Linked DNA regions of Homo sapiens: all the other regions are linked to region 1. A link is a loop called in an ENCODE intact Hi-C map of the cell type or tissue named here. Cell type or tissue: heart right ventricle. All regions are shown on one strand. Links, peaks and the distances in the headings refer to the core of each region. The heading gives the core; the rest is flanking DNA. Region 1 overlaps VWF (von Willebrand factor). Region 2 holds the start of LOC124902866 (a long non-coding RNA gene). Region 3 holds the start of LOC105369623 (a long non-coding RNA gene).

What was found. Hi-C counts contacts between places; a loop is a spot of excess contacts. Peaks named below come from ENCODE experiments on the same cell type or tissue, not always from the same donor. Only the 100,000 strongest peaks of a DNase experiment are listed, where the experiment ranks them.
Region 2: a loop joins it to region 1, with 2.4 times the contacts of the local background. A loop is called at or near these places in 27 of 110 quality-filtered maps.
Region 3: a loop joins it to region 1, with 2.7 times the contacts of the local background. A loop is called at or near these places in 63 of 110 quality-filtered maps.

Annotation. Positions count from the first base shown.
Region 1 is chr12:6,070,165-6,075,164 of GRCh38, forward strand. It overlaps VWF (von Willebrand factor), which reads right to left. Exons shown (of 52, transcript NM_000552.5): 8 at 3,455-3,577; 9 at 2,167-2,278; 10 at 1,133-1,179. Among named protein-coding and RNA genes, the nearest start is that of SNORA120, 32 kb to the left of the region's middle. RefSeq lists an enhancer at 359-653. In heart right ventricle, for the core only: a CTCF peak has its summit at 2,524; no DNase peak of the experiment used is centred there; H3K4me3 peaks cover 423 bases; H3K27ac peaks cover 5,000 bases; H3K27me3 peaks cover 69 bases.
Region 2 is chr12:6,162,578-6,172,727 of GRCh38, forward strand. LOC124902866 (a long non-coding RNA gene) reads right to left here and starts at 7,034. Exons shown (of 2, transcript XR_007063189.1): 1 at 5,571-7,034. LOC105369623 (a long non-coding RNA gene) reads right to left here. Exons shown (of 3, transcript XR_931588.3): 2 at 9,620-9,687; 3 at 7,257-7,353. It overlaps LOC105369622 (a long non-coding RNA gene), which reads left to right and starts at 8,995. Exons shown (of 3, transcript XR_931587.3): 1 at 8,995-9,078; 2 at 9,763-9,975. RefSeq lists enhancers at 5,234-5,513, 5,246-5,540. In heart right ventricle, for the core only: no CTCF peak of the experiment used is centred there; DNase peaks (open chromatin) are centred at 4,644, 5,464, 6,184 and 7,134; H3K27ac peaks cover 2,367 bases.
Region 3 is chr12:6,174,388-6,184,537 of GRCh38, forward strand. It overlaps LOC105369623 (a long non-coding RNA gene), which reads right to left and starts at 6,644. Exons shown (of 3, transcript XR_931588.3): 1 at 6,212-6,644. RefSeq lists enhancers at 5,741-6,311, 8,770-8,949. In heart right ventricle, for the core only: no CTCF peak of the experiment used is centred there; DNase peaks (open chromatin) are centred at 6,034 and 7,882; H3K27ac peaks cover 3,286 bases.

The DNA of each region.
Region 1 (5,000 bases), core at 1-5,000:
GAGCACAGATATCCCTTTCAAGAGCAATCTTTTCTCCTTCGTGCCTTCTTTAAGGGTTACACAAAAGATAACCTGGCTGGGTGACCATCTCTTTGCAAGACTAACTGATCTAGCCCACATCTAGTTCCAGAATTTTCCCAGTGTAGAGGACACTGGATGAGGTCCTGAGTCATCCTAAAGTCTTTAACTCACAGACCCTAAATACAGTCCCAGGTATCCAAGCTCAACCCACTTCAGGCCACCAAAGGTTAGTACTGGGAAGGAGAAGAAAGGGAAGGGAAAAAGTAAGAAGTCAGGCAGTTGTGAGTTCAAGCCCTGGCTCTGCCTCGTAGCAGCTGTGTGACTTTGGGCAAGTCATTTAACCTCTCTAGGTCTGTTTCTGCTTTCCTAAAATGAGAATAAATTGCACCTGCCTCACAGGTTGTAACCGGAAAGTGTTTAGCACAGTGGCCAGCACATAGAAAACACCACGTGAGTGAGCACAGAGGGCAAGGTCTGAGGTCATTGGAAGGTGGGGCAGAAGGGAGCTTTGAATGGGCAAGGTTTGCAGTAAATAGAATAGAGTTGGGGCCAAACAGAGGAGAAAGCAAATGGCAGAGATTGCTCAATAATTTTTCCTAAGCAGATTTTCCAGGGCAGGGACAGGATGGGAGGAATCATTTGGTGACCTGGTTTTCCGAGCTCTTGGACCACGCCATGGTCTTCATATTAGGCATTCTGGAAAGTTCCATTAGAACTGTCCCTTCAAGCCTAAAGAATTACCAGGCCCTTCTACCTCTTAATTTTCCAAAGAATGTGTATCCTCTTTGTTTAGTCAATCATGACCATACAGGCCTTACAGCTCATCAACCTTAATCCTTTCAGCAAACAGGTAATAAGGACAGACAATAACATCTGAACGCAGGTGCATTCTCCGCTTTCAGCTGTTGCAGGGCTCCCACCTCTGGCCTGTGAATGGGTTAGCATAGCTGGTACCTGAAACCAGAGCTGGGGTCACGTGGTTGCAGCCAACCTGTGCAGAGAGGGCAACTTCTCGCTGCCTTGAGTTGTGGCCCTCCCTGTCTGGTAAGAGAGGAGGAGACGCCTCCCCGATTCAGGGAAGGAGGAAGAGAATGAGCGGCAGGTCGCCTACCTGGACATTCTTCATTGCTGCAGATCCACTGGCTGTTTCGGCAAATGCTGTTGGAGGGAAAAAGCACAGGTCATTGGTGGTTCTGCAAACACAAGGGTATGCAAATGGATTTAGAGCTCATGGTAGTTATCACAGTCCCCAAACGAAGGGATGTGGGAAAAGAAAAGAGCTGGTGCTAGCAGAATCTTCATAGGGTTAAAATTGTACAGGACAGAGCTTTGGCCACAAAGGAATCTTAGAGATATTACCCAGGGGAAGAAACCCCAACAGAGAAAAAGAAGAAAGAAAAAAAAACTACCTGATCCCCCTGAAAATCTACTCAGATACCAAGAAGTCAAATTCCTACCCCACACACAGTGAGTGGCAGAGAGCAAGAGAGCGATATGGAAATGGGTAGCTCCCAGCCCAGAAGTGTGGTGGGCGGTGGCCGACTGAGAACCTGGGGGCTCAGTGCACACAGAAGGCTGCTAAGATAGCAAAGGGAGGAGGCCTGGGGACCAAACGAGTTGTCCCTGCTGTGCAGGAGACTGGCAAAGCCAGCCAGAGGTGACATCCAGGGGTGCTTCTTGAGATGACAGAAGCCAGGCTGGGCCTGGCCTACTGCAGGGACCAAGGGAGGGCAGACTGGTGTGAGTTTCCACTGGCCACTGCAACTTCCTACCACCTAGCAGATGAGAGATTTCAAGGAGAGAAGGACCTACGTACTGCTTAGTGATACAGCCCTCCTCCAGGGGGAAAGGATCATTTATGAAAGCATAGTTTGGAGGGACAGCTAGAGATGATGTCTGCACGTGAAGGATCCTGCCCTTCCTGACCTCCCCATCTTCAAGGCTTATTTATCTGTAATATACTCTTTGCTCCCCATCATTGCCTGCCACACCTGTCCCTAGCCCCCACCAGTAGCCTCCAACTCAGTCTCTTCTTTCTTGGCACGGTCCAGGTTCTTTTCCACCTGCCACCACCCCTGCTGACCCAGCTTCCCTCCCCAGTCCCCCAGGCAGGTCTCCCAGAGCACGCTGCGCAGCCCCCATTACCAGGTGTTGCAGTCTCGAGAGAGGGAGGTGCCGGGAGGGTAGCGCTTTCCGGAATGCACGCAGGGACACTCGGTGCTCTCCACGCAGAGGCCTTCATCCAGGAGCTGTCCCTCTGGGGTCAAGGGCATCAAGACAAAGGCCTCAACATTGTCATTGCGTCACTCATCCCACAACTATAGAATCCCCAGGGACAATGGTTGGGTTTCTTCCAGGAAGCTCAAAGAACTTGTTCTGTGGTGTTTATCTTTCACATAATGCAATATAAGGAAGGGAAATTCCTCATCTCCATTACTACAGATGAAGACATGAGCAAAAGAATTTTGTTCCAGGTCATCCAGTAGGGGAGGCACAAGTCTGGGCTTAGGGCTTCTTCCAGGAAGCTCAAGAATGTGTGTGCTGCTTCCCTTACACATTAATGCAACGTGAGAGGGAGAAGACTACTCATTACCATTCCACAGATGAAGGGAGTCAAGAGTTTTGTTCAAGTTCTTCCAGTAGAGAAGTCATGAGTTGAAACACACAGGACTCACTCTCAATAACTTTTTTTTTTTTTTGAGACCGAGTCTCGTTCTGTCACCCAGGATGGAGTGCAGTGGTGCGATCTCGGTTCACTGCAACTTCCGCCGCCTGGGTTCAAGTGATTCTCCTGCCTCAGTTTCCCAAGTAGCTGGGATTATAGGTGTGCACCACCACCCCCAGCTAATTTTTGTATTTTTAGTGGAGACGGGATTTCACCAGGTTGGCCAGGCTGGTCTCAAACTCCTGAACTCAAGTGATCCGCCCATCTCGGCTTCCAAAAGTGCTGGGATTACAGGCATGAGCCACCGCACCCAGCCTTGCTCTCAGTAATTAAACAGGGGTTTTCCCCAAAGCCCACCAAGCCTCCCCTGAAAAGACTTTCTAGTGCAGAGCCCTTTTTCAGCTGAGCTCACATGACAAACCCAGGAGATCTTTTTCCCAGATCGGTTCCCTGACACACCTAATTGAGAAAACAGCTCAGCTCAGATGGGCCACGAGTTCCCCAAACAAAGTTACTGTTGGGGCCCAGGCCACCCTCCAATTTCCCTCAACACAAGTGCGTTCATGGATACAGTACAACAGGACAACGTACATTAAAAATAAAGACCAGCTCAATCCTGATCACGCTGGACAAAGACATTTAAAAACTTAATAAAAGGCTTCTGATTTCAGCAACGGGGAGCAAACACAAGTGGCCTTCATCTCACTTCCCAAAGCCAAGGGTGCTGGCAAGGTCTCTGATCTGTAAATAAAGTGGGAAGTTCATTACCAGGGCAGCTGCAGCCATCCACGCATCGCTCCTGACACATTTCATTGATGTGCAGGCTCTGGCAGGTCCTGGCGCAAGGGGACACACACTGCCTATACTCCATACCAGCAGGGCACACTGGGCCTGAAAAGGAACATCAAAGGGGTCTACCCAGGGCAGGTCCCACCGGTGCATCATCTCACCAGCCATGCCACAGCCTGAGCCTCTCGTGCCCACTCTGACTGCTCCCCTCTGTCTTCAGGCTTCCAGGTCCTTCTCACCCCCAGTGAGCCACGTGCCCCCCTGAGGCCACCCCTCCCTTAGATGAACATCTTCCATCTTGTGAGGCCCTTACCAAGACCCATCGGGGGCACCCAGGACCCCCACCCTTCCCCTTGGTCGCCTGCTCTCCATGTATAACTTGGCATTCTTTCCTCCCCTTCACCTAAAACCCTTTCAGAGTGACACCAAACTCCTCTAGGCTCAAAACAAGTGGAGTCCTACGACAAAGCAAGGAGCCATGGTGCCCTCCATCCCATCCCTCCTCCTTTTCCCCATGAAATTGGCCCCAATCAAATGCCCCACCCAGCACAGGGCACATTTGCCTGCATGGTGACACTCATTCCATATTTATTTCCACTCTGCCACAAGGCTGCCTTCACAGATATCACCTAAGCACTCTCTGTTCTTCCCAATGGAACCAGCTCCTCACTGCAAGGACAGGCTCTCCTCCTTCCTCTCTCTACCCTGTAGCTGAGCGACATTCAGGCTGACTGAAAGACCGAAACACATAAGCACTCTTTTCTGGGCTTTCTGACACCAAACTATTGCCCCTTAACCCTTCTCCAAGATACATCAGGTTATCTCCCCTACCCTACATTCACAGACCTAAAAAAAAAAAAAAAAAAAAAAACAGCCACTCGGCTTTACAGAGAAGAAACCAGCTGCTAGCATCCTCCTTCCTCACACCCCCACCACAGGCAGAAAGTTTGAATTCAGCAGCTATTTGCCACACACTGAGACACACGTGTGCAGTGTAAAGATGTGGCCGGCTCAGCTCATCTGTGGAACCATCACAGACTGCTTATCCGTCTGCATGGCTTTTAATCACTGGAAGGGCTGGGGAAAGAGGAGACTTCTTGCAAGGTGACCTCAGAAGTCCCCACTTAATCCTGATAATTTGGGGACAGTGACCATAACTAGGCACCCATTGAGACTGGAAGATGAAACACACAGCACGAGTAAGGCAGGAGGGATAGCGGTCATTAGCCTGGAGGAGAGAGATTTAATAAAAGAGAAGAACTTAATGAATGCTTTCTGCTCTCTCAAAGATCACCACACACGGACAGCCAGGTCAGCGTCCTGCTCCTCATCAATTCGGGCGGGCAGGCGGTGAAGACAAAAACCAAAACCGCAACTGCCAAGATCTTGGTGGGAAGCAGAGAACACTGTGTGAGTGCAGGGGTCGGATTTCCTGAGGGAAGTCAGGGGGCGCCAGGGGAGGCGTGGGGGCGGGACGGAGGCAGGGGCAGGACACGGGGCTTTGGGAAGCCCGTTTGACAGAGGG
Region 2 (10,150 bases), core at 3,179-8,178, 96 kb after region 1:
AAATGGGTTAATCCCCTTCATTTTACGCACAGACTTTTCCAGCATATAAAGCATTGTCACCCACATAATTGTACTTGGTCTTCACAATATGCCATGAGGTAGGTAGTTTAATTCAATTTTACCCATAAGAAAAGCAGGGTTTAGCAAGGTGAGGCGATTAGCACAGGGCCACAGGCTGATGAATGCTGGGATTTGAACTCAGACCTTCTCTCCAGAATATTTGCTCTCACCCCTCACTAGCAGGGAGTAATGGGGTTATTGTGAATGTGAGGGTGAGTGGATTTCTACCACTTATACCACCACCACCAGAAGCTTTCAGGAAAGACAGCAGCTAAAGATAGGTGTGACTTGATAGAGCACAATCCCATCACTCTCACAGACACAGAAAAATCTGCTCCAACCCTGCAAATCAGCGTGATATGGAGGGAAAGGCACAGGGCAGAGCAGCCAGGACCAGGCCTGGGACCAGGCCTGACTCAGCCAACATCCCCCCGTACAGACAGCCTCCATGTCCAAAACTGCATCTGTGATGATCAGCTTGTGTCTGTGCCACACCAATGTTTAATTTTTTTTTTTTTTTTTTGAGACAGAGTCTCCCTCTGTCGCCCGGGCTGGAGTGCAGTGGTGCTATCTCAGCTTCCTGCAAACTCCGCCTCCCAGGTTCACGCCATTCTCCTGCCTCAGCCTCCTGAGTAGCTGGGACTACAGGCGCCCACCGCCATGCCCAGCTAATTTTTTATATTTTTAGTAGAGACGGGGTTTCACCGTGTTAGCCAGGATGGTCTCAATCTCCTGCCCTCGTGATCCTCCCGCTTCAGCCTCCCAAAGTGCTGAGATTACAGGCATGAGCCACTGTGCCCGGCCTGTTTAATATTTTTAATATCATCCCTGGTGAATCTGTTCCTGGTGGGTCCCATAGTGTCCTGTTGTGTTGAGAAAGCTCTCTGAGCTTCAGTTCCACATGTACAAAAAAGAAGAAGCAAACCTTCCCCTCCCAGCCACCCCCAGCTCGAAGCACACCAGCACAACCAAAAGAGGTGACATCAAAGGTCCTCCTGAGCCCTTGGCATCATCCACCTCAACAGCCTCCCTGCCATACCCACAGCTCATCCATCCCAATTTCCAGTCCTGTAGCTGCAGCTCCCCACTGCAGGCCTGCAGACCACTCCTGGAGTAGGAGGAGTAGGAGTAGGCTGCAGCCCACTCCTAAGTGCACAGCAGCTTGGGAGAGCGGGCAGAAATTGCAGGGCCTTAGAATATCCAAGTGGAAGGAACTTCAGAGACTGTCTAATCCCACGGCCATGGGGCCCCCGAGTGGCAGAGCCTTGATGAATGTGCATGACACAGAGGGGGCTGCCCTCAGGCTTTCTGCGTGTTGCCCTGTCTAATTCAGGAGTAGCTAGGGGACCCTCGAGGCCCCACTGCCTGGCGTTGATCCCAGCTCTGCCATCCATATGGCCTCAGACAAATTAGGCAGCTTCTCTGTGCCTCAGTGCCTCAGTAAAATCTAGACAATAATGACAGCGGAGCACCCACCCAGTATGGTGGTTGTGGTGAATAGATGAGTTAATACGGCCGGGTATGGTGGCTCATGCCTGTAATCCCAGCACTTTGGTAGGCCGAGACGGGAGGACTGCTTGAGTCCAGTTCGAGATCAGCCTGTGCAACATATCAAGACTCTGTTTCCACCCAAAATAATAATAATAATTAATTAATTAAAAATAAAATTTTCTTTGGGAGGCTGAGGCGGGCAGATCACGAGGTCAGGAGATCAAGACCATCCTGGCTAACACAGTGAAACCCTGTCTCTACTAAAATATAAAAAATTAGCCGGGCATGGTGGCATGCGCCTGTAGGCCCAGCTACTCTGGAGGCTGAGGCAGGAGAATCGCTTGAACCTGAGAGACGGAGGTTGCAAAGAGCTGAGATCGTGCCACTGCACTCAAGCGTGGGTGACATAGTGAGACTCTGTCTCAAAGTAAATAAATAGGCCGGGCATGGGCTCACGCCTGTAATCCCAGCACTTTGAGAGGCCGAGGCGGGTGGATCACGAGGTCTGGAGTTCGAGACCATCCTGGCCAACATGGTGAAACCCCGTCTCTACTAAAAATACAAAAAATGAGCCAAGTGTGGTGGCAGGCGCCTGTAGTCCCAGCTACTCAGAAGGCTGAGGCAGGAGAATCGCTTGAACCCGGGAGGCAGAGGTTGCAGTAAGCCCAGATCGCACCACTGCACTCCAGCCTAGCAACAGAGCGAGACTCTGTCTCAAAACAATAAAAAATAAAAATAAGTAAATAAAATTTTCAAAAGATGAGTTAATACAGTAAATTCTTGTCTTCTTTTCTTCTTCTTCTTCTTCTTCTTTTTTTTTTTTTTTTTTTTTTGGAGACGGACTTTTGCTCTTGTTGCCCAGGCTGGAGGGCAGTGGTGCAATCTCGGCTCACTGCGACCTCCCGAGTAGCTGGGATTACAGGTGCCCACCACCACACCCAGCTAATTTTTTGTATTTTTAGTAGAGACAGGGTTTCACCATGTTGGCCAGGCTGGTCTGAAACTCCTGACCTCAAGTGATCTGCTTACCTTGGCCTCCCAAAGTGCTGGGATTACAGGTGTGAGCTACTGTGCCTGGCCAATACAGTCAATTCTCATTATTCATAGTGGCTGTGTTTTATGGAGTCACTGCAAACACTGAATTAGTGAATGCCAAACCAGTGCTCCTAGGGGAGATACAAGGGGAGGTTCCTGTGAGCCTCTGGTCACATTTTCATCAACAAATCAATGCATAACTTTTTCTTATGTGTGTTTCTGTCTAACGACACCTTATTCAATATATATTGCTGAATAATTCACATTGAACTCATAGCCAACAGCACTATAACTCATGCCTGCACGAAGCTTAACTACTAGACATATTTTCTCCACATGACACATCACAGCTTTCTCTCACTTAGGAACTCTGGACAGCACTTCAGCATGATGCTGGGACCATTTTAAACAGTGGAATCACCAACACGCAGCAGAAAAATGCAAAACACATGGTACCAAGTAGACCTTGAAAAGGACACTTGCTTGTGGTATGAGCTGAAACAAGAAGGCAGACTGTCACCTTGTTCACCCTCTGCTGGGAATGTGCACATCCTGCCAAATTTTTCTCTGCTCTGTGTTCATGGATGGCCATGCAAGCACTGTGAGTATTGATTTTGGCAATACAAGTAAATTGTATGGAGTAGACAAATTTTTATTTTTTTATTTTTATTTTTTTGAGATGGAGTCTTGCTCAGTTGCCCAGGCTGGAGTGCAGCGGTGCTATCTCGGCTCACTGCAAGCTCCACCTCCCATGTTCACACCATTCTCCTGCCTCAGCCTCCCGAGTAGCTGGGACTACAGGCGCCCGCCAACACGCCCGGCTAATTTTTTTTGTATTTTTAGTAGAGACGGGGTTTCACCATGTTAGCCAGGGTAGTCTTGATCTCCTGACCTCGTGATCCACCCACCTCGGCCTCCCAAAGTTCTGGGATTACAGGCATGAGCCACCACACCCGGCCAGAGTAGACAAATCTTTAAATACAGAATGTATGAGTGATGAGGATCAACTGAATATAGAAAGCCCCTAGAATAGTGCCTGCCCAGTAGGAAGCATTCGATAAATCGTGTTACTTTGTAAGCTTTACAGCAATCTGCTGAGATATTGCTATTTCCATTTTACAGATGAGGAAAGTGAGTGTCCAAGAGGTTAAAGACCTGGACCTGGTTCCCATGGTTGGTCAGTGGTGGTGTTGGGACTTGATCCCAGTTTCAGACCTGGTTTAACTATTTTGTGCATTGCCTAGAACACGGGCCCCTTCCATGCTCCCTCTCCACAGGAACACAGGCATGGGTTGTATGTGATACACACGCACAGGCAGGCCCCACACACAAGCAGAATTCCTGTGTTTACTCCTTTCACAAACCTCCTTAACTCTGAGGAGCCTTAGAAACAGAGAGGTGGCCGAGCGTGGTGGCTCACGCCTGTAATCCCAGCACTTTGGGAGGCCGAGGCAGGTGGATCACGAGGTCAGGAAATCAAGACCATCCCAGCTAACACAGTGAAACCCTGTCTCTACTAAAAAATACAAAAAATTGGCCAGGCGTGGTGGCGGGTGCCTGTAGTCCCAGCTACTTGGGAGGCTGAGGCAGGAGAATGGCATGAACTCGGGAGGCGGAGCTTGAAGTGAGCTGAGATCGTGCCACTGCACTCCAGCCTGGGCAATAGAGCGAGACTCCGTCTCAAAAAAAAAAACAAAACAAAGAAAGAAAGAAACAGAGGTTTCCCAGCTTCCTGCCCAGGCCACGGAACTCCTCCCTCCGGCTGCAGAGCTCCCACCTCTTCTCCCCCATTTCTGCCTCAGCATCTCCCACCCCACGCTGGCCACTGAGGCAGCCTGGCCAAAAGGAGCTGATAGCAGGTCCTCTCAGCTTCCTCTGCAGCTCAGCCAGGGGCCACAGCTGGGCCTGTCCAGCCTCACTTGACCAAGAACCGAAGTCCCAGGAGAAAGGAAAGTGAGGCCAGGATGGTGACAGGGTGGAGAAGCTGGGCCCCCAGTGAGCCCCCACAGAGGGTAGGACACAGAGGGACAAGTGTGAGGGGCAGTAACTGCCCGTAGGAATAGTGGCCATGGGAGAGACACCGTGGTGCCCACACCCCAGTAGGTCCTCAGTAAAACTAACATCCACCTGGGCCGCACAGGTAGCCCTGCCACCCTCCAGGGCCCAGGATTCTTTGAGTGAGTTTTAGAACGCCTCTGAAATCTGGGGAGATATGACAGCCCACAGCAATTTGCATTTTTTGCTTTCCTGTTATCAGAGGTGACTAAACTCTGGCCTTCAGGCCAAATCCAGCCAGCAGACTCCTATGTGCAGCTCACTAGCTAAGAATGGTTTTTACATTTTTAAAGTGTTGAGTAACAGGAGAAAATCTGGGGTGAGAGGAAGAGAGATCATATGCCCCACAAAGCCTAGAATATTTACCTGATGAAGAAAATGTTGCCAGCCCCTGACCCAGATGGATTTAGCAGTGGAAGCCCTGGCCAACCAAGTGTGAGTCAGGGTGGCCCGAACACCAGCCCACATCCACCCATCCCCAGTGTAGACATCAGGCATGTTATTCAGCCTCTATAAGGCTCACTTTTCCCTTCTGCAAAGTGGAGGCAATAACAAGAGCTGTGTCCCAGGGCTGTGAGATTACATTAGGTGTCGTCTATGTCAAGCCTTTAGCCCTTGGCATCCTGGGCTACTGTGTGGGCAGAACATGGGTGCCGGTGACGGCAGTGGTGGCGGTGGAGAGGCGGAGAGGAGGGAAAGGGTCCCTTCCTGACCAGCTGCTGTCTCCATATCTCAGAGAAATGGGGAAACTGAATCATGGGGGTGACTCATCTGAGGTCACCAGCTATAAATAGTCCAAAGACTCATGACAGACTGCAAGCAGGTCCTAGAGTCCTTCCGTCCACAGCCCCTATCTGTGTCTACCTCGCCCACATACACCCTTTCCTAGACTTCTGTCTTGGGCCCCATTCTCACGGGACATTGCTCACCGCGGCCGACTGATTGAACGCCTCTGTTGTCTTTTTTTGCGGGGTGGGGGGGGAGATGGAGTTTCACTCTTGTTGCCCAGGCTGGAGTGCAATGGTGCAATCTTGGCTCACTGTAACCTCCGCCTCCCGGATTCAAGCAATTCTCCTGCCTCAGCCTCCCAAGTAGCTGGAATTACAGGCATGCGCCACTACGCCCGGCTAATTTTTTGTATTTAGTAGAGATGGGGTTTCACCATGTTGGTCAGGCTGGTCTCAAACTCGTGATCTCAGGTGATCCACCCGCCTCGGCCTCCCAAAGTGCTGGGATTACAGGCGTGAGTCACCACGTCCAGCTGCCTCTGTTGTCTTAGATGCCAACAGCTAAAGTTATTTCATATCCCAGGGGCATTTCATTTCAACAGGTACATTCTAAACCCCCAAATATTCACAGATATTCACCTCTAATTGCTTGTCAGTCACAATGACAGGACCAAAGCATCCCTTGATTTTCCCAGGTTCCTCCCAACACTGGAACCAACGTCTGGGGTCAGCTCTCCGAATTCTCACAGTCTCAGATGTTTGGCTCACACTCTGGAGTAGACGGGCAGATGCAAGCACATGGCTTGGCTGGGGAGTTCAGTGTAGCTGTGTTGCAGCTTCTCAGGCCTCCGTTCTCCCGCTTGCCAGCCTGCTTGATAGGGGTAAGGTCCCTCAGAGGGGACATGAGGCCCCTTTGATCCCAGAATAACAAGAGAAAGTCTGGGGGGAGAGGAGGAGGTACTGAGATTCTTGGTACCTATACTTTATGAAATGAAGAAACATCTAAACAGGGTTGCAGAACTTGTGGTCTATTTGATCCTCGTTAGTATAGTGGTGATCATCAAAAAAAAAAAAAAAAGAGCTTGTGATCTATTTGAAATAGCTACATGGCAAAGTTAACGCTTTTAATCCCAAAGCATAATGCAATCTAATGATGCTAACCCACAAAAGCAATTTCAGGATGTATTTGCAAACATTACTTTATCCTGAACTCTTAGGCAAAGTCATGCAGCAGTGAGATGAATGGGAGTTTCATGTTGAACAGTGCATATTGTTTTCCGTTCTGTCGGGGCGTCTCTGTGTCTGATGCAGCATTGCTTTTCAGGGAGATGAAGTCCCTGAAAATGAGACCCAGGTCCCGAGGTGAAGCTCCTTCTCTGGGGTGCTCCGCAGGGATTCCTAGACGGCTGTCCCCCGCTGCTGAGCCACGCTGAGCTGGCTGCTCTCACTGGAATCCTGGAACTGGCTCTTCTCTCACATGGGCACTCCAAGGGCCACCAGCATCTCCTCCTACACAGGTGCAATTTTTTTCTTCTTTTTTCTTTTTCCGTTCCAGGACACTTGTCACCGCCCTGCCCTGTCCTTTCTCCTCTCTTCCTCCCTCTTAGGAGAGTTGCCAGAGTTGCCAGTTTCTTCTTCTTCTTCTTCTTTTTTTTTTTTTTTTTTTTTTTGAGATGGAGTCTCACTGTCACCCAGGCTGGAGGGCAGTGGTGCAATCTCGGCTGACTGCAACCTCCGCCCCCCAGGTTCAAGCAATTCTCCCTCCTCAACCTCCTGAGTAGCTGGGATTTCAGGCATGCACCACCATGCCCGGCTAATTTTTGTATTTTTAGTAGAGATGGGGTTTCACCATGTTGGCCAGGTTGGTCTCGAATGCCTGATCTCAGGTGATCCGCCCGCCTCGGCCTCCCAAAGTGCTGGGATTACAGGTGTGAGCCACTGCGCCCCGCCACCAGTTTCTTCTTTTGGTGCTCAAAAAATGATTCTTCAGAACATCATGGAAAGGGAGCAAAGAAAAGAATAGCTTTACACTAAAGAAACAGGTGACCAAGGTGAACACCAACAGCCATAAGTCACGTTGATAGTGCCCTTGATATCATGGGATGAGAATGACACTTACCTCTGTGGTCTCCCTCTCCAAAACCCAAACGCCAGTCTACTCAAGAGGAAAACATGAGACACATCCCAGTTAAAGGACATTCTGCAAAATCCTGACCAGCACCTCTCAAAATAGTCCAGATCACCAAAAACAAGGGAAGTCTGTGAAACTGTCACAGCCAAGAGGAGCCTACAGAGACATGATGACTAAATGTAATATAGAATCCTGGTGGGATCCTGGGACAGAATGGGGGCAATAGGTTAAAAAAAAAAGAAAGCTGAATAAAGTGTGCACTTTAGTTAATAATATTAGTTCATTAACAGTGACATATGTACCACACTAATGTAAGATGTTAATGACAGGGGACATTAGGAATGGTGAAAAGGGATGAAAAAGAAATAGAAAAATAGAGCTGGGCGCAGTGGCTCACGCCTGTAATCCCAGCACTTTGGGAGGCCGAGGCAGGCAGATCACCTGAGGTCAGGAGTTCAAGACCAGCCTGGCCAACATGGTGAAACCCCGTCTCTACTAAAAATACGAAAATTAGCTGGGCATGATGGCAGGTGCCTGTAATCCCAGCTACTTGGGAGGCTGAGGTGGGAGAATCGCTTGAACCCAAGAGAAGGAAGTTGCAGTTAGCAGAGATCAAGCCATTGCACTCTAGCCTGGGTGACAGAGCGAGACCATCTCCAAAAAAAAAGGAAAACATTTAAAAAATTAATAATAATAGGGACACTGGGCACAGGGTATACAGGAATTCCCTGCACTATAATTCTATAACTCTAAAATTGTTCTAAAGTAAGAAAGTTATTATTTTAGAAAATACTCTTGAATGAATGGCTGTGTTCCATCCCTACCCATCTCCAAAGCACAACCCACCAGGTTTACATAACAGGGCAGTGCAGCAGCGAAGTCAAAAGCACAGACACGGCCAGGCGTGGTGGCTCACACCTGTAATCCCAGCACTTTGGGAGGCCAAGGCGGGCGGATCACGAGGTCAGGAGATCGAGACCATCCTGGCTAACACGGTGCAAACCCCGTCTCTACTAAAAATACAAAAAATTAGCCGGGCGTGGTGGCGGGCGCCTGTAGTCCCAGCTACTCGGAAGGCTGAGGCAGGAGAATGGCGTGAACCCGGGAGGCGGAGCTTGCAGTGAGCCGAGATCACGCCACTGCACTCCAGTCTGGGTGACAGAGCAAGACTCCATATCAAAAAAAAAAAAAAAGAAGCACAGATGCCAGCCTCTGGCCCGTGAGGTTTGAGTCCTGACTCTGCCACTTACTGCTGATATAGACCCCTCAAAGCTTCCGTCTCCTTTATATTAATGGGGGGGGGGGGAGGGGGGGCAGGTGATAACAATAGCATTTATGTCACAGAACTATCAAGAACGTAATTAAAACTCTTAGTGCAGTGTCCAAGTCAGAATATAGGGGTTAAGAACACATGGCTCAGAGATAAGAACCTGTGGGAGGAGGACTGCCTTACGGGAGAGCTCTGTTGGCCGGATGCCCTCCAGGTCCCACACATCACGCCATGAAGATGGCTGCCTCCTCCTGGGGAGGATGGAGTTGAGGAGGAGGAGGAGGAAGGCGGCGTCTGGGATACCTCCTGTAAGTGCCATGCCTGGGGCCTCCTTGGAATGTTGGGGAAGTACAGGGTGTTGCTGTGATCGCTACAAAGACATCCTGGTCTCAGTGTTCATGACCGGGGCACGCTGGTGAGCACAATGCCCGGAAAAGCCACGCACGGCCCAGCAAAACAGACGGCGTGCCTGTCCGCTTCCCCTCGCCGCCCCAGACAGCTGCTCACCCAACCCTGCTGAGGCATCGCAACCTTTGCCAGGAATGCTGGGCATACCACCCCACAAACAGAGTGCAGGGTAACACGGGCCTCCAGTGCCCCCGCCAGCTGGGCCCCAGTACGGCCATCCAGAGTGGCCAGGCCAGCATTGCCCTGGGACAATCTGGCTTCCTCGGAGCCCATCCCCTCGGCATATATGGAGCATTCTCCATGAGCAAGTCCCTGAGGGCCGCTTGCTTTCCTGCAGATGGATGGAGGTCTGTGATGGGCCTGAACTGGAAGTCATAAAACACGGGTGTGAGTTCTGCCTCCTTCTCTAATGAGCCGGATGGCCTTGAGTAAGTCACTCACCTTCTCAAGGCCTCGGCTTCCTCCCCTGTCGCTGGGAGAAATTGTGTCTGTCTGAAGTATCTCACGGCCTGGGAAAATCAAAGCGAATCACGTTGACGCAGGTACTTGGTACGCCCTGAATCACCGCCCCTGGTTACCCACAGGAGCGTCTAAGCAGGCCTGCAAGGCAGCCTGCAGCTTGGCCTCTACCCGTGTGATGCAGCAAACACACTTGCAAGGCATGTTCTACTCTTCAAATGACGGTATATAGAACCCGCGGGTACTTATAAGGTGAAGATTGACCCTGTGTGAATGACAAGGAAGTGATTCCTGAAGTTCCAGAGGGAGGAAGGGATTTGCTCAAAGTCACCCAGCAGGTGAGTGACAAAGCTGGCCCTTGGACGAGCCTCCTCCTCCCATGTCTTTCAGCCTCACAGAGGGACAGAGTTTGACTGCGGGACTCAGCCTGAGGCAGGGGACAGAATCCCTGAGTGTGCTCCTGGCCAGTGGCTTCATCTCTCATCTCTCTGTGACTCTGTTTTCTTTAGCTGT
Region 3 (10,150 bases), core at 3,063-8,062, 110 kb after region 1:
GGTATTCAACCCATGTTGTTTGAGTTTTAAAAACCAACAACAAAAAGAAAGGATAGGTAAATTTCTCTGTGAGAAAACGTAAATAAATTTAATTACATATATATATATATGTAATATAGCCAAAGATACCATACACAAAGTAGAAAAAGAAAATAATGGAGAAAACAGTTGCAACCAAGTTCATAGAGAATGGGTCATTGTCCCAAATATTAAAGGACTTTTAAAAATAAAGAGGCCAAGCACAGTGGCTCACGCCTGTAATATCAGCACTTTGGGAAGTTGAGGCAGGCAGATCACTTGAGGTCAAGAGTTCGAGAGCAGCCTGACCAACATGGTGAAACGCCATCTCTACTAAAAATACAAAAATTGGCCAGCATGGTGGTGTGTGCCTGTAATCCCAGCTACTCAGGAGGCTGAAGCAGGAGAATTGCTTGAACCTCGGAGGCAGAGGTTGCAGTGAGCTGAGATCACACCACTGCACTCCAGCCTGGGTGACAGGGTGAGACTCTGTCTCAAAAAAAAGAAAAGAACCAGTAACCCTGTAGAAATAAATGGGCTGGCAAAATGAACAACTGCTCTCAATTTTATGAAAAAAATGTTCAACCTTGCTCATAATACAAGAAATGAAAAATTAAAACTACACTAAGATGGCCAGGCGCGGTGGCTCACGGCTATAATCCCAGTACTTTGGGAGGCCAAGGCGGGCAGATCACGAGGTCAGGAGCTCAAGACCAGCCTGACCAACACGGTGAAACCCCATCTCTACTAAAAATACAAAAAAAACCCAGCCAGGCATGGTGGCAGGTGCCTGTAATCTCAGCTACTCAGGAGGCTGAGGCAGGAGAATGGCATGAACCTGGGAGGTGGTGGCTGCAGTGAGCTGAGATCCCGCCACTGCACTCCAGCCTGGGTGACAGTGCGAGACATGAGAGTCCGTCTCAAAAAAAAAAAAAAAAAAACTACACTAAGATAACTTTTAGATTGTCAAAAATCTAAAAGTTTGACACTATACTCTTTTGGCTACAGGGAGATTAGCCCTTTCATATGTTGCTAGAGGAAATACAAAATGGTATAACCATTACAGGAATTTGGCAATGTGTAGCAAAATTATATATGCATTTAACCATTGATTCAGAATTTATCTGGGCATTTATCCCATAGATACTGTGTATTAAAAAACAGAAAAACATATGAACAGGTTTGTAATAGCAAAAGACAGGAAATAACCCAAATATCCATTGGTAAGGAACTGTTAAATCAACTAAGCAGTAGAATACCACGCAACTGAATAAAGAAGTAGAGAAATGAGGGCTGCCTTCATCCCTACGTGAAAAAAGCAAGATGGAGAAAGATGTGTGCAAAATGTTTCCACTTATCCACGAAAAGAGGGGTAAAAAATATATAGATATGGGCTGGGCACAGTGGCTCATACCTGTAATCCCAGCACTTTGGGAGGCTGAGACGGGCGGATCACAAGGTCAGGAGATCGAGACCCATCCTGGCTAACATAGTGAAACCCGGTCTCTACTAAAAATACAAAAAATTAGCCGGGCATGGTGGTGGGCGCCTGTAGTCCCAGCTGCTCGGGAGGCTGAGGCAGGAGAATGGTGTCAGTCCGGGAGGCGGAGCTTGCAGTAAGCCGAGATCGCGCCACTGCACTCCAGCCTGGGCAACAGAGCGAGACACTGCACTCCAGCCTGGGCAACAAAGCGAGACTCTATCTCAAAAAAAAAAAAATAGATATAGATATAGATATAGATAGATATCTTACATTTCATAAAACAGATAATAAAATAATAAACCATAAACTAAATTGAAGGAGATGAAGGAAGCAAGGGAGAAGAGACACCAAGACAGAAGCTAATATTTTAATCAATGCATTAATACTTCATTTTGTAGATTTCACTCTGGAATCATTAAGTATCTTATAGGTTTTTTTTAAGAAACAAGCTCGGGGCCAAGTGTGGGGGCTCACACTTGTAATCCCAGCACTTTGGGAGGCCAAGGCGGGAGGATTGAGCCCAGGAGTTCAAGACCAGCCTGGGCAACATACTGAGACCCCATCTCTACAAAAATTTTAAAAATTAGCCAGGTGTGGCCGGGCGCGGTGGCTCATGCCTGTAATCCCAGCACTTTGGGAGGCCGAGGCGGGTGGATCACGAGGTCAGGAGATCAAGACCATCCTGGCTAACACGGTGAAACCCCGTTTCTACTAAAAATACAACAACAACAACAAAAAATAGCCAGGCGTGGTGGTGGGCGCCTGTAGTCCCAGCTACTAGGGAGGCTGAGACAGGAGAATGGCGTGAACCCAGGAGGCGGAGCTTGCAGTGAGCCAAGATCACGCCACTGCACTCCAGCCCGGGCGACAGAGCGAGACTCCATCTCAAAAAAAAAAATTAGCCAGATGTGGTGGCACTCACCTGTGGTACCAGCTACACAGGAAGCTGAGGCAGGAGGATCACTTGAGCCCAGGATGTCGAGGCTGCAGTGAGTCCTGTTCATGCCATTCTACTGCAACCTGAGGAATTGAGCAAGACTTTGTCTAAAAAAAAAAAAAGTAAAATAATAAAAAGCAAGCTCTGAAATTAAAAATAAAACAAATAAACTTAACTGTAATCTTCTTGGTGACTAGAGAAGCAGTACTCCAAGTGACTTGAAAGTACAAAATTCAACTGTACATCCCTAGTGCATTCTATCTCAAGGAAGAGAAGACATGGGGAAAATTGTAAGTGTTTTCAATGATCATATCATTGAAGATAATGCTGGTATTGTCATTCCGGAACTGCCGAGTATGTACTGCGGGATAAAGCAAAGGCCTGCGTATGTTCTATCATCCTTAGGGTACTTAAGACTGAAATTCTTGACATGAGACAAAGGGGACACAGGTGTGAGATAGAAGAGGTTAAGTAAGAACTTCATAGTCTTGAGTTTGAATTGGAAATATCAGATTTTATGGTTAGTTATGTAGCAATTGTGGACCGATACCATCGGTCTTTTACGATCGAAGGGATTCATCTTCCCCTACCGCTCACTCCCCCATCTACCCAATAAATCACCAGAGCTCTACAGCTCTAATTCAGAACTCCTCCCAGCTCTGACCCTGCTCTCCAGCCCGACTGCCACTGCCTCGATGACGGCCCACCAGCCCTGACCCGCACTTTGTTTTTTTTTGTATTTTCAGTAGAGACAAGGTTTCACTATGTTGGCCAGGCTGGTCTTGAACTCCTGACCTCAGGATCCGCCTGCCTCGGCCTCCCAAAGTGCTGGGGTTACAGGTGTGAGCCACCGTGCCCAGCCCTGACCTGCACTTTTAACAGTGTCTTTGCTAGCATTGCTGCCTCCATCTCTCCCCAGCTCCAGTCTCCACCATCACCAGGATGATTTTCCCCACCAAATGCTGACTAAGCCATACTCCTACTGCATCAAGCAGGATTCCAGAGAGAAGTGAAACACCCAAAGGGGTTTTCTAAAGAGAGCTTAAATCAGGGATGATTTACAGTGATGGGGGTAGAAGTGGTGAAGCACCCAAGGACCAGCCACAGCTGAAGCCTTTACCACCTACGCCTGCCTGGTATCTATCACCAGAGTCAATGCCACCTGGAGCCAGGGGAGGGGGAGCCCGACAGGAGCTGTGGTCGCAGAGGAAGGCAGCTGCCGTCAGAAATGGGACAAGGCAGTGGGAGACAGACATCCCTGTCTCTTTCTCTTCCTGCCCGCCAACCAGTGGGCAAAGGAGCCTGGCTGGAGCAGTCTGTAGAGATGTCAGAGGAGGATAGAGAATGGAGGGGCTAGGGGAGACAGGGCAAACTAAATAGCCAGCACACCCACTTAAGGCCACTATTCACTCCCCATGCTCTCAGGAGCAAGCCCAGGTTCTCCGGCATGGCATACCAGGCACGCATGAGCCGACACACTCTCTCCCTACGACCTTGGTTCCTGCTAGTGGCCTCCCACCATCCCCATGCCCAAGTGACAGTTACCCCCAGACCTGCATAGCCCTCTCACAACTTCCCACCTTGCCAGACCCTATTCCCTCTGCTTGTATCACACCTTCCCTATTCCACCCTCTCCCCTTCTTCACATGTCAACCTCCTATTCACCCTTCAAGGCTTTTTTCTGATGGCATCTCCTTCATTCAGCCTTCACCAAGTTCTGCACTTAGAGTATCTCCTCTGTTCCCACAGCCGTCTACACAGGCCTCATCGGAGCAGCCATGGCCTTGTTCTAAGGCTGTTCACTTGTCTGTCTCCCTGTCCGTACCGCAAGCTCCCTGAGGTCTGAGACTGGGTCTATTCATCTCTCCATCCTCGGCCTAATGGTACTAGACACATAGTCAGCCCATAAATATTTATTGAATCAACCAATGAATAAAAGAGAAGACTTTTGTGTCTTTGTTTCCCATTCCTTTTTTCCCCCACTCTCACAATGGAGAAGCGTCATGGGGCAGGAATAAAGAGAAAGAGGAATGTGTGCCCCATATTCACTCCATACTCTCCTCTCCCCATCCAGTTCCAGGCTCTGCCTTATACAACAAGGGAACCTTTCTCCTTGGCCTTTCTATTGCTGGACGGTACCAGGTTTGACTCAGGGGACCTGAGGAAAAGGCTTTATCCCCCAGAATGCCTGCCCTGACCCCACAGAACCAGGGTTGCCTGAAGCAGCCCCAGCCAGACTTTCTGCAGTGGGAGCCGTCTCATCCAGGAGACGCCACACTGCTCATCCTGGTCAGAGGCTGGTCAGAGGCTGCAACTGCCCCTGGCTATTCCAAGAACAGGCAATTTGTCAAAACGTCTCTGAGCAGGCCCCAGGGCCAGCCACTCCTTCCCTCCTCCTTCCTTCCCCATCCATTCATTTACCCGTAGGTATTGAGTGCTCCCAAGGGCCCAGGACTGGCTTCCCGGACTTCCAGTCCAGCAGGAGAGACACATTGAGCAAGTAATAACAAGTGTGACGAGGCTATAGGGAAGACAGAAGGAAAAGGAGGCCATGGAGGGAAGGAGCAACCAAGAACAAACGAAGGGAAAAAGGCAAAAGCAGAAAGAGGCGTCACAGGCCAGCCCCTCCCCACTCTTCCCTGCATTCCAGAAACCAGAGGGCCTGGAGAGGAGGCACCAATGAGCCACAGAGATGCATTGTATTCATTTTCTGGGGCTGCAGTAACAGAATGCCACAGACTAGGGGGCTTACACAGCAGAAATGTACTGTCTCACAGCTCTGGAAGCCAGAAGCCTCCAGGCTCCTTCTGAGCACTGTGAGGGGGTCCGTCCCATGCCTCTCCGCTGGCATCTAGGGGTTTGCTGCAGTCTTTGGCATTCCTGGCTTGTGGATGGCATTCTCCCTGTCTTCAATCAGCTTCCCTTTGTATGTGTCCCTCTACACATGGCATTCACGTGTGTGTTAAAAGTTACCATTTTTAAGTAGTTCAGTGGCCTTGAGTGTATCCACAATGTTGTGTCACGTTCCATCTCCAGAACTTTCTCATCATCCCAAACGGAAACTCCACATCCATTCAACACTGACTCTCCATACCCCATTTCCCAGCCCCTGCTCACATCTATTCTACCATCTGTTTATGAATTTCACTATTCTAGGCAGCTCCTTCATGGAATCACACAGTTTGTCCTGATGTGACTGGCTTATTTCACTGAGCACAATGCCTTCCGTTTTCATCCATGTTCACATGGCACTATTTTATAAAGGATCCCAATCATAGAGGGCTAGGGGCCCACTCTCCTCTAGTCCAACCTCATTTTAATTTAACTAATTCCCTCTGCAGCAACCCTATCACCAACTAAGTTCACATTCTGAGGCACCGGGGATGAGGACCTCAACATAGGAATCTGGGGGGACACAACACAACAGGTGTGCCGTGACCGAGACAGAGATGGGAGGAACAGAAAAAGCCACCCTGACAGGCAGCATGGGAGGGGTGATGAGCAAGTTCTTGTTTTGTTGACCCTTAACCCCTCTGTACTCCCTACAGGAGCCACTTCCCTGGCGTGCTTCCCCAGCCCGGCTGACTCACTGGACAGGAAAAGGAAGGGCAGGAATTCAGGCCGATGAGCCAGGGACCCTCACCTCTGGCCGGGCCTGGCACAGCCTCCTGGGGAGCCCCCGCACACCAGCCCTCCCGGCACCACTCGGTGTGTCCTGCCTGGCTGATGGGCAGCCACGTATGCCCCACCCTCCCCTGACCGTGCCCACTTACCCAGGGGCCCAGCTGTCTTGGCTGGCAGGCTTCCATTGCAAGTCACTCCTCCATCCACACAGATCACTCACGTCCCTCATTCCGTCCCTCGTTCCACAGAGCGTGTTGACACCCACTGCGGGGCAGGCCTGGCTGCAGGCCTGGAGATGCAACAGCAGCAAAAGGAGCAGCCCCTGCCCCAGGAGGCTCCCATTCAAGTGAAGGAGGCAGACGAAAGGCCACAACAGTCGAGTGCACACTGTCAGATGGCGATGAGGGCCAAGGAGGCACAGCAGCAGGGGAGGGGATAGGGAAGGCCCCGGTGGGCTGGGCTGCGTGAGCCACCTCTGACAAGGGTGCCTGGGAGCAGAGGCCCAAAGGATTGGACAGAACCAGCCATGTGGATCCTGGGGGAGAGGATCCAGGCTGAGGAAGCAGCAAGGGCTCAGGCGAGAGCGGGAGTGCCCCCATCCTTTCCAAGAAACACCCACGAGTCCAGGGTCTGTGTGTGTGTGTGTGTGTGTGTGTGTGTGTGTGTGTGTATCTATATGTGTGTGTCTGTATGAGTATGTGTCTGTATGATGTCTGTGTGTCTTTATGTGTGTGTGTCTGTGTATCTATATGTGTGTGTCTGTATGTGTATGTGTCTGTATGATGTCTGTGTGTCTTTATGTGTGTGTCTGTGTGTATCTATGTGTGTATGTGTGTGTCTGTATGTGTATGTGTCTGTATGATGTCTGTGTGTCTTTATGTGTGTGTGTCTGTGTGTGTGTCTATGTTCCTGGGTGTGTGTCTGTATGTGTGTACCTATATGTGTGTGTGTGTGTATCTATATGTGTATGTGTCTGTATGTGCATGTGTCTGTATGATGTGTCTATGTGTCTCTATGTGTGTGTGTCTGTACGTGTGTGTGTATCTATATATGTGTCTGTGTGTCTGTGTGTGTGTGTGTGTGTGTGTGTGTGTGTGTGTTGGGAAATGGCAGTGGCAGGTGCACTATATGGTGGAGACACTGGGTTTTAGGCTTTAATGAGTTTGGGTTTTACCCCCAAGAAACTGGGGGTAAAAGAGGGAATAAAAGCAAAACATCCCATGCCCTCAAGGAACGTCTAGTCCAGGATTAGAAGTGGGGCAGTCCCAGGAAGGAGCCATCTTGACAGTGAATTCACGCGGAAGACGCGTGAACCCAGCTGGCCTGGAGAGACAGAGGTGCTTTGCAGGGCATGGGGAAGCCAGCAGGTCCCAGTCGAGAAACCTGGTTTTCTGTCTGGGTTGGTTGAAGACTCTTTGTCCCAGAAGGAGTCGCTTGTTTGCTTGTTCATCTTAAGTTTAAATTGAGAGAGGTTAACGGCTTTTGCCTCAGAAGGCAGGCTGGCCTGGCAGGGTGTGTGTTGTGAGGTGCAGAAACACATCTTCCCCAGCTGGCCTCACAGGCCAAGAAGCAGATAATGTCTTCCTTCTGCCAGCTTCCCCGCAGCTTGGTTTTCCTGGGACAGTTCCTCCGCTGGAGGAAGGGACAGGGGATGGGGACAGGGGATGGAGGAGGAGTTGGGGAGACCCTTCAGAGAGTGTGGCAGAAACACGTGTGTACAGGCTGGCACACGAGTCACAGAGGCAACAGGGTGGCTGCGGGGAGAAATGTGAGCAGAGCTCATGCAATTGTCGTGAGTGAGTGCGCTCTCGCGGCTCTAAGGATTTGGGAAAACAACTTGCAGATCCAGGCATGTTTACGTAGGGAGGGGTGCCGTGTGCTGGACCAGGTCCAGAACTAAAAATAACACAGTATTTCTGTGCCCAGCAAGAGCGCTAGCATCTGTGGGGTTTGCGTGGTGGGAAGAGTGTGGTTTCAGCTGAACCAGGCGCAGTGTGACCAGAACAGTAGGAGGGAAGGCCAGGCCTGGGTGGGAGGCCCCAGGATGGGCGGGGGAAGGACTGAGGGCGAAGGCCATCCCAACTCGCAGCAGAAAAAGCCTCCAGGCGGTCACGGGCTGCCCATCTCGTGAGGCCAGATGTGGGTCCTCCTGCATATCTGAAACAGCACAGAGCATTGGGGCAGCCTCCAAACCTCCCCTATAAGGAGCAGTTAAGGGATCCAGAGGGCGTGGCCTGGAGCAGAGAGAAGGGAAGCAACATGTGTGGGGCATTCACAAGTGCAGGATGCCTTCTCCGGGCTCCCATGATGATCCAGACAGGTAGGCGTTTTCCTTCCCTTTTTGCAGATTGTGAAAACAGCGTTCAAAAAAGACTCATGGGCCGGGCGCGGTGGATCACGCCTGTAATCCCAGCACTTTGGGAGGCCAAGGCAGGCAGATCACAAGGCCAGGAGTTGAAGACCAACCTGGCCAACATGATGAAACCCTGTCTCTACTAAAAATACAAAAATTAGCCGGACGTGATGGTGGGCACCTGTAATCCCAGCTACTCAGGAGGCTGAGGCAGGAGAATCGCTTGAAACCGGAAGGCAGAGGTTGCAGTGAGCCGAGATTGCGCCACTGCACTCCAGCCTGGTCAATAAGAGTGAAACTCTGTCTCAAAAACAAACCAACCAACAAACCAAAAACTCTTGTAACCCTGGGGCCACCCAGCCACAAAGAGGCAGGGCTGGGACAGGCCCCTGCAAGTCTCCTCTGGAAGGCCAAAGGGCTGCTACTAGGAAGGGGTGGCAGACTCATCCCATGTGGCTTCAGAGGGCAGGACATGGACAAAGGTTATGGGAAGGGAGGGAAACTTTCCAATAACCAGACTGCACAAGAGTGGAGTGGCCTGCCTCAGGAGGGGTAAGCTCATGCAAAAGCTGGCTGTTGGGGACATTGGGAGGGACTCTGAAGGTCACCACCACTCTGAATCAATGCTGTGTGGGAGGATGCCAGGGTCCACTGGACCCATGACGTGCCTTTAGCGTGGGAAGCAGGGAACCTCAACTTTGGAAAGAGTGAGGGCACAGTGATGTCCAGCCACTCCCAGAAGCCGTCTGTTAATAGAGCAACCCCTCGGGCGGTGTGCAATCCTAATGACCAGCCCCAGGACATTGGAAACAGGGTCCTGCTGACCACAGTCTAGGAGACAGGGCTGCACACAGACGGAACCAAGCACACAAGACGAGAGAGGGTGTGTACCGCAGAAACCAAGGGCTCATTTATGTGCTGCGTTCTCAGTCTGCAAGGAGTCAGAAGAGAGGACAGTGAGGCCAGGAGAACTCAGGGAACACTCCTTGTTGTAATCATCACAGTTATGTAACTCATATTACCAGCTGTTCTTTCGTGAGCATTCTCTATGTGCCAGGCTAAGTGTTTTGTATGCACTGTATGATTTAATCCTAGAACAACACTATGAAGCAGGAGCTCTTAGTATTCCCCTTTTACAGATGAGGAGGCAGGCTCAGAGAGGTGATGTAACTTGCCCAGAATTATATAACTAGTGTGTGGCAGAGCCTGGACTCAAGCCCAGATCTGTTGGACTCCAGACCCCGTGTAGAACCATAAGGAACTGATGCTGCTTCAATTTCTGCACTGATACGGAAATCTCTCCGAGATATCATGCCGTTGTTTTCTATTGTTGCTATAGCATATTATCACAAGTTTAACACATATTTATTGCACACTTCTGGAGGTCAGCAGTCTGACATGTGGGTCTCACTGGGCTAAAATCTCAGTGTGGGCAGGGCTGTGTTCCCCTCTGGAGGCTGCAGGGGAGAATCCCTTTCCTTGCCTTTCCCAGCTTCTAGAGGCTGCCTGCATTCCTTGGCTCCTGGCCCCTCCTCTGTCTGCAAAGCCACCATTGTCATGTCTCTCTAACCCTTTGTCCCAGTTCCCTCTGACCACAGCCAGGAAAGATTATCTGACTTTAAGGATCCATAGGATTAGATTGAGCCCACTTGGATAATTCAGGATACTCTCCCCATCTCAAAGTCCTTAATCACATCTGCAAAGTTCTTTTTGCCAAGTAAGGTAACATGCACAC